Linked DNA regions of Mus musculus: all the other regions are linked to region 2. A link is a loop called in an ENCODE intact Hi-C map of the cell type or tissue named here. Cell type or tissue: heart. All regions are shown on one strand.

Region 1 (2,500 bases), 74 kb after region 2:
TGCATTGGAGAAATGCTGTGAGATTTTAGAGAATTTAATACTCAGAGGAAGCCTGGTTCCCCTAGCCCAAGCTTCATGTTTAAAGTTTAAAAGATTAGGATGGTTGTACGTCATTCAAGTGTTTAATGGTAAAGGTGTATTATAAGGATAGTGCTAGAAGCTTTCATAGACTGTAAAGAGTTCCATGGAGTATTAAACCCATAGTTGGAAAGGTCTGAGGGCCCACCCCCACCTCTAAATACAAAGCCAAACAAAAGATTAAGAGCAATGCTTTCTGGTTTTGTTCCTTTCTTGATTTTGTCTTTTTGTCGTTCTTAAATTCACTAAGTAATAAGCAAATACTTTGTTTTAAAGCAGCATTATATTTAAAAAACAAAAACAGTCTTGCCATGGATCCAGTGTTAACACTGTCATTTTGTAACAGCCTTTCTCTCCTGTAGCAAGCCTACCTTCACTCTCAGACTTTGTCCTTCCATAAAGAATTAGCATTTTAAAATGCAGTGCCACCTGTCAATGGGAATATGTCTATAAAGCCTAATCTTTTGATGCTGGTATATTGGACATATAACATTCAGGTTTCATTTTTAATTTTTAAACAATTTATGGATCTACCACAAAAAGCTAAGCATTCTCAGTCATCTGGAATTGTAAGTGAGCTTACTGGATGCTTTTCTGAGAACAACCACAAACAGCGCCGATTGCCAAGGTGGGCCCCATCTCACTGGCAGGGCCTGCTCTCCTGTGTGCTTTGTCCAGTGGCTTTCAGGAAGATGATGTCCTCGTGGGGATTTATTGTGCATAACATTTGCTAGGGTGACATACAGGTTTTATTCAACAATATCATAAACATTTAAAACCCTCAATTCAGAAGGTGTTCCTATTTGCTGCCGGTCTTTACAGGAAATTTATAGAGATGTGCATCATTTTGAATTAGGCTAACACCCAGTCTTCAAGGGAGTTTACTAGGAAAGACCTTTGTGCTTTATTATTGATAATTTGAAGACAAATCACCACTTGGGATTAGTTTTACATGACCAGTTATCAGATGGTCACTTCGAAATGTATAGTTGTTCATTATTAACAAATTATGGTTTGATTTTTAAACTACAAAGTACTAATAGTTTAGATGAAAACTGAAGAAAATGCCAATGTAAAATTTGTGTGTAGCTAGCCTTAATGTTCCATGTTTATAGTTGTGGTTCCAGCCCCCACTCCCGTTCTCCGGGGGTAGGGTAGGGAGATAAGACATGTATTGAACAGTAATTTTTGTTTTAACAGTCAGTATAGCTGTTATTACTGTGAATTCTCAAGATGGTCCCTCCCCTCAAGGGACAATCCTCCTATGAGTTTATCAGACATGTCGCTTCTGTGTCGCACAAATGCTTTATTAAAGTATATTCCTAAATTCAGGTTGAGTTGATGAATTTTTAAGACAAACACAAAATACGCATTGGACATTTGTACCCTGTTGTGTTTGCAGACACAGGAGCCAGTGCCATTATGCAAGAACTTGGCACTTGGCACGGTGCTCCAAATTAGTTCCTTCCTCTCCTCTCTGGGGTGGAGAATATCAGGCTAGTTACTGTGATGCCTCATTTTACATTGTGATGCTCAAAGTTCTTGTTTAAAACAATCCTCTAGGATCGTAACTGTTCAGTCATTATCAAGGGGAGAGATGACATAGTACCACTGAAGTGTTACTAGAGACCTCATCTGTGAAGGGTCTTTAAATTCTTTGCTTAAATTGCCCTGTAGCGGGGCACTTAATTTGCCCTGTCAATCAGATGTTTTGTTTCAGCTTATTGCTGTTGTTGTCAAAGATTTAAAACAGCTGTCGTGAGTAAGGGCTTCTTCAGATACTCTCCAATAATAGCTTTGGCATTAATATAAAAATAAGACAGTATACATGTGTATGTATGTCTCCATTCCTGTCTATCTGTCTGAGTGCCTCATTTTGTAATCATGACAATCCTATAGAACCTTAGATGGAAATGAGTGACTAAGGCCTAGGGGTGTCTGTTTAGGAGTGAATTAGAACACTTAGTGATGTGGGAGGTCGGTTTTCTATTACAGTAAACACCTGTACCCAGATCAATTTTATGTGTATATATTCAAAAATGCTCCCTTTTTTATGTGGTCATTTGTTGCCTTCCGAGTTAAGAGAACAGAATTGAATAAAGTGAATGTTAGTTGTAGCCTTGTTTTCTTTTTGGCTGTGTGTTTTCTTTGATGTAAGATTGCTTTTTAATTTCTGAAAGTTTGAGGCTGGTGCTGTGGTACATGTGTGTGGCCCAGCTAGCTGGGAAACAGGCAGGAGGATTGTTGGAGCCTGAGTGACAGGAAGGCCCCACCCCAAAAGAATATAGGTGTTTATAGTTGAAAGAAAAACAGTTATCTGAAGCTTGACAGTGGGTGGAAAGTGTTGCTGCAGAGGACACGTCTGCCCCTGCCCATGCACTGAATGGACGGAGAGCATTACTACTGGAAGGCGTGAAGCCCC
Region 2 (2,500 bases):
CCTCTCCCCACTTCTTCTTCCTCAAAGCACCTCCCACTGCTCTGGAGACTGCCATTTAGATCACTCCCCTCCTAGAGTACGAGACAATCATAGTTAACGGTTGTGGCCCATCTGAAGCAGCCCCATATCCCACACCTGGGGTTAAAACAAAAACAGTCACATAACTTTTTTTTTTTTTTTTTTTTTTTGGTTTTTTGAGACAGGGTTTCTCTGTGTAGCCCTGTAGTCCCGGCTGTCCCGGAACTCACTCTGTAGATCAGACTGGCCTCCAACTCAGAAATCCACCTGCCTCTGCCTCCCAAGTGCTGGGATTAAGGGCATGCACCACCTCTGCCCGGCCAAAATTCCGTTTCTTGAATCTACTTTCCGTTATGTGCACGTTTAAGCATCCGGGTTGGAAACACTTTTCTTCTAATCTGTACTATCTTATTTAGAGAAAGCTCTAAGGATTATGTGAGGAAGGTGGCCTACTGATGCGAGCAGGTCTGAGTCTTTCATCATTCTTTCATCAGCCATTTAGTTCTGGCCAGGTAAGCTTCCCTTAATTGTGTCGCCATCTGAACCCATTTCCCTTAGAGGTAGATTCAATGTTGGCTTTCAGCTGTGAAGACGTGGTCTTTCCACTCAATTGCATAAGCCTCCCCAGGAGAGATTCTGATAACCTGGATGCTCGTCTTTTTCCATCTTAGGGATGCTTCTGTAATTCTTTCAGACGTGCCTCAGAACCACTCAAGAGCGGAACCAAAAATGCTCGTTCCGGGGCCGACTCTGAACGCCCCGGGAGTGGCGGTCGGGTACCCCAAGCTGGGACCCTTTGTCCCCCACACCCGCTCCGGCGGGCGGGCGGGCGTGCGCGCCGGGCTCGCTCCCGCCGCTCCGCGTTCCTTTTGTCCCGGAACGCGCCCGCGCCGCCGCCGCCGCAGCCGCCCCTCCGCGAGGTGCCTGCCGCCTGCCTCTAGGTTTTCAGTCTCCATCCCGCGCGCAGCCTTCGCCACCAGTCAGGCCGTGTTTCGCACCCCGCCCCCGCCTCCGCGAGCCCGGCGCGAGCGCGAGCGAAGGCGCGCGCCGGATGTGACGCGCAGCGCTCCGGCGCCCCGCCTTTTCCGCCGCGCGCCCCGCCCAGGCCCGTCGCTCGGCCGCGCGCCCCTCCCCCCTCCCCGGCGCTCGCTTTCTGTCAGTCGCTGTCCCTGTCCCCCTCGCCCGCGACCGGCTTCCTCTCGCACCCGAGCGCACGCACTTGCCCGGCCCGCGTCCTCTTCCTCCTCCACTCCTCCCGCCCGCCCGCCCGCCTTTCCCTTCGGGCCCCGAGGCTCTGCCGGGTCGCGGGCGCCTCGCGGCTGCGTCACCGCCGCCCCCCAGACAAGATGGACACCGCCGAGGAAGGTGAGGCGGCGGCGCCCGCGCCCTTGCAGCGGCGCCCGCGCTCCAGTCGGGCCGAGGCGCTCGCGGCGGATCCCGCGGGCAGTTTGCTTGCCCGGCGGGCGGGCGGGCGGGCGGGCGGGCGAGCGCGCGGCTCGAGCTGGTCCTCCAGCGGGCTCGGATCGGAAGGTGACCCTCTGCGCGCCCCCCGCCGGTTCCCGCGGGCGACGAGGACTCAGCCTCGGCTGGGACACTGGGGTGCCAGGACTTCGGTGTCCGAGACGTGGGGTGCCGGGACGTGGGACATCCCGGACGTGGGGGTGTCGCGACGTGGGGTGCTCGAGACATGGGGATGTCGGGAAGTGGGGCGCTGGAGACCATAGGGTGCCCGAGGCGTGGGGCTGCCGGGGACTTGACGGTGTGGAAGATCGGGGCCCCGGCCACCGCCATCCCGCGGTCCGCGGAGGAGGGGGCCGCAGTGCGAAGTCCGGGGGCGTTTCCACTCCCCTCCCCCACTCGTTTTTCCCCCCTCCGTGTTCGAGTCTGTTTGCTGTTGTCCTGTAGGCCCAACCTCTGCCACACAACTTCTTTGTTGACTTTGAAACTTCGCGGAAAATACCCCGCGAGGTGACGACTGCTGAGTGGACTGAACTGACCCCTGCTGCAAAATCTTGCTCTCTGTTTGCCTTACCCTAACTGCACTGACCAGACCCGAGAGGGGACGGTTTCTAGAGACTATTGGAGGAGGGAAAGGCGAATATTTAGGTTTCTTCTAAATCCTTGTCACCACAAAGCAAGGGTTTGTTTGTTTTGTTTGTGGACGTGTACTTTGGATGCGGTTGTTTTGAATTAGCAGAGAACACGAAAGAAAAGCAGCCACATGGGTGTAGAAAGCAGCCGCTTACCTGACGTTGTGGCAAAGTGTTTTAAAGCAGTTTTTAGAGGCACTGATGTATTAGTGAGTCTGTAGAGGAAATTATTGATCATGTACTTACTAGTGCAGATACTTACTGTTTAGATATATTCTTGTTCGAATGAGCGTTCTTTTCAACCTCAGGCTTTATTTTACCGACTTTACATGCAATCGAACCATCAAGCACTTGTATTGAAGTCATTAGAGTAATAAAAAGTTTAGTAATAA
Region 3 (2,500 bases), 72 kb before region 2:
CATCTTACTACACTTAAAATGATATCCTCTGGATTCATCCATGTTGCTCCTAACCAGTACCTTACAGATGAACCTAAGTATTATTATTTAAATAAGAATTTTTTCTGGGGGGCTGGCGAGATGGCTCAGCCGGTAAGAGCACTGACTGCTCTTCCAAAGATCCCGAGTTCAAATTCCAGCAACCACATGGTGGCTCACAACCACCAGTAATCAGATCTGACACCCTCTTCTGGTGCATCCAAAGTCAGCTACAGTGTACTTATGTATAATAATAAATAAATCCCTTTTTTAAAAAAAGAAAGAATTCTTTCTGTCATAGACAGATCATACTGTATCAATTTGGGCTACGACAGTTAAACACAAATCAGATGGCCCAAGGTCTGCCTCACCTGTAGACACATGCACAAAGCCAGAAGGTAGACAATAATGACGCCCCGGTCTCCAGGGTCTCCCAGCTGGCCTTTGAGTTGTAGAAACCAACTGAGGCAAAGACGTGTCAGCCTATGTATGAGCATCTGAAGGAATACAGGGGAAAGGAAACTAGGAATCTGAACTGAGGGCAAAAGCATCGAACCACTGGGCCCGTGCAAGCAAGAAGAGTGGGAGCGGAGCAGCCGCCTGACTGGAAGGCGGTCTGTGACCCACGTGGGAATCTGCTCGCTCCTGCACCACGTGGGACCGAGACCTAGCACAAGCGGTCAGGCTTGGCAACAAGCGCCTTTACTTGCCGTGCCATCCTTGAAGTCTTTCTTGAACCTAGCTTGATGTCCACCAACAGTGGAATGGATACAGTGTGGTGTACATACACACAGAGCTTTATTCAACTGTAAACTAATGACTCAGAACCATCATGTTTTCGCTCAGATGCAGAATCTTGTTGTATACAAGTGTGTGTGCTGTGTTGAGAGGGAAGACCAGGAGGAGAGAGGATAATGAGGACAGCTTATAGGTCAATGGCAAGGTACAATTACATATATATATATGAATGAAAATGTCACAATGAAACCTTGTTTGTGTTAACTTTAAAAACCTTGTCCTGACATAATGTCAATCTGTGTCATGTAACAGCACAGACCTGAAAGCTAGCCTACTGTCATACAGGTTATATGCACTCTAATTTTGAGTACCTAATAAAAACAGACAATACGGCAGGGACAGTTTCTGTTCTGTGGGGTACGAGTGGAGAGACTGGAAACTCGTCACAAATAAATCCGAGCTTATAAAATGAATCGTGATTTCTGGCAGACGTACCGTGCAGTTACCCTTACGGGGTATCTTTCTAACAGCAAAACGCTGAGAACAAGAGACTCTGAGCACCAGCCGGTGCTACTTTGTCTCCACCTACAGTACACGCGCGGGGAAGGCCCAGGATCTGTGTAACCTGGGAAGTTAAGGACAAATACTATGTGCTGACGACCAGGCACGTCCAGCAACCTTGTGAAGTAGGCATTATCATTATTATTATTATTATTGTTTTTGTTGCTATTATTTTGTCATTATTGTTGTTGTTATTGCTGTTATTATTGTTATTATTATTATTATTATTATTATCTTTGCAGACAAGAAAACAAAGCTACAGGCTCAATAGCTTCCAAGCAGCAGCTCGTCCACCGCAGGGTGGATTCCAGCCGACCTAGGATCGGGCTGAGCAGTGAGTCTTGTGCACGGAGGTGCGGACAGCAGCCCCCAGCAAGCACTGTGGTAGCCACGACCGGCGCGGGACGGAGAGCACCGCAGCCACGCGCGCCCGATCCCCACAAGCGCCCGCGCCACAGACAACTATATCGCCCGCCGCCAGGCCGGTCAAACCTCACCTACTCGCTCCATCGCGCGTTCCGGGGAGACCGGAAGTGGAATCTACCAACGTCTTAGAGCCCGGGCGGCAATCAAAGAAAAGAAAAATATCTTAAGGAAATAAGCTCCCCGCTGCAACTCTGGATTCAAAAACTTTGAAAACTTAAATCCTTGAATCAGTGACTACATTATGTCTAGTATTAGCATTTGTGTGCTAGACGTCGCCTTCTAAGTTTCGAACACCCCCCCCCTCGGTTCGTGGAAAACGGACGTTCCCAACAGCGGCCGATTCCAGAAGCTACTCTGCGGCGTAAAAAAAGTCACTGTTGAAAAGTAAGTCGCGGGGTCTGCACTGCGCATGCGCGGGATTCTGCGTCCTCTCGCGAGAGGGAGGTGCGGTGTGTCTCTCTTCCCGAGTGGTCCCCGCTGGTTACTGGAGGAGCGCTCGTTCTAGTTCGTCCACCATGGCGTCCGTGGGGACCCTCGCCTTCGATGAGTATGGGCGCCCCTTTCTCATTATCAAGGACCAAGATCGCAAGTCCCGTCTCATGGGGCTTGAGGCCCTCAAGGTAACGGCCCGGAACGCGAAGCCGCGGGATGAAGGGAGTGGGCCGGAGCGCTTGTGCGCCTGCGCTGGCGAGAGAGCAGCTCGGCCATGTGCTGGCCCGAAAGCTCGAGAATCTCCGGTGCCGGGGAGCCCCTTTGG

The links. A loop is a pair of places that touch in the nucleus more often than their neighbours do. Peaks named below come from ENCODE experiments on the same cell type or tissue, not always from the same donor. Only the 100,000 strongest peaks of a DNase experiment are listed, where the experiment ranks them.
Region 1: it touches region 2 in a loop (4-fold over the local background); 5 of 42 quality-filtered maps call a loop at or near these places.
Region 3: it touches region 2 in a loop (3-fold over the local background); 5 of 42 quality-filtered maps call a loop at or near these places.

Annotation. Positions count from the first base shown.
Region 1 is chr15:31,455,594-31,458,093 of GRCm38, reverse strand. It overlaps Marchf6 (membrane associated ring-CH-type finger 6), which reads left to right. Exons shown (of 26, transcript NM_172606.2): 26 at 1-2,195. It overlaps Gm49208 (a long non-coding RNA gene), which reads right to left. Exons shown (of 2, transcript XR_003951491.1): 2 at 1,735-2,500. Among named protein-coding and RNA genes, the nearest start is that of Ropn1l, 3.2 kb to the right of the region's middle. In heart, no CTCF peak of the experiment used is centred here; no DNase peak of the experiment used is centred here.
Region 2 is chr15:31,529,686-31,532,185 of GRCm38, reverse strand. It overlaps Marchf6 (membrane associated ring-CH-type finger 6), which reads left to right and starts at 1,149. Exons shown (of 26, transcript NM_172606.2): 1 at 1,149-1,383. The coding sequence starts at 1,365. Gm41287 (a long non-coding RNA gene) reads right to left here and starts at 1,082. Exons shown (of 3, transcript XR_875101.3): 1 at 249-1,082; 2 at 1-71. In heart, no CTCF peak of the experiment used is centred here; DNase peaks (open chromatin) are centred at 1,055 and 1,695; H3K4me3 peaks cover 2,500 bases; H3K27ac peaks cover 2,411 bases.
Region 3 is chr15:31,601,464-31,603,963 of GRCm38, reverse strand. Cct5 (chaperonin containing Tcp1, subunit 5 (epsilon)) reads left to right here and starts at 2,118. Exons shown (of 11, transcript NM_007637.3): 1 at 2,118-2,363. The coding sequence starts at 2,259. Atpsckmt (ATP synthase C subunit lysine N-methyltransferase) reads right to left here and starts at 1,848. Exons shown (of 5, transcript NM_026546.3): 1 at 1,815-1,848. The coding sequence starts at 1,827. In heart, a CTCF peak has its summit at 1,348; DNase peaks (open chromatin) are centred at 1,333, 1,753 and 2,163; H3K4me3 peaks cover 1,642 bases; H3K27ac peaks cover 1,497 bases.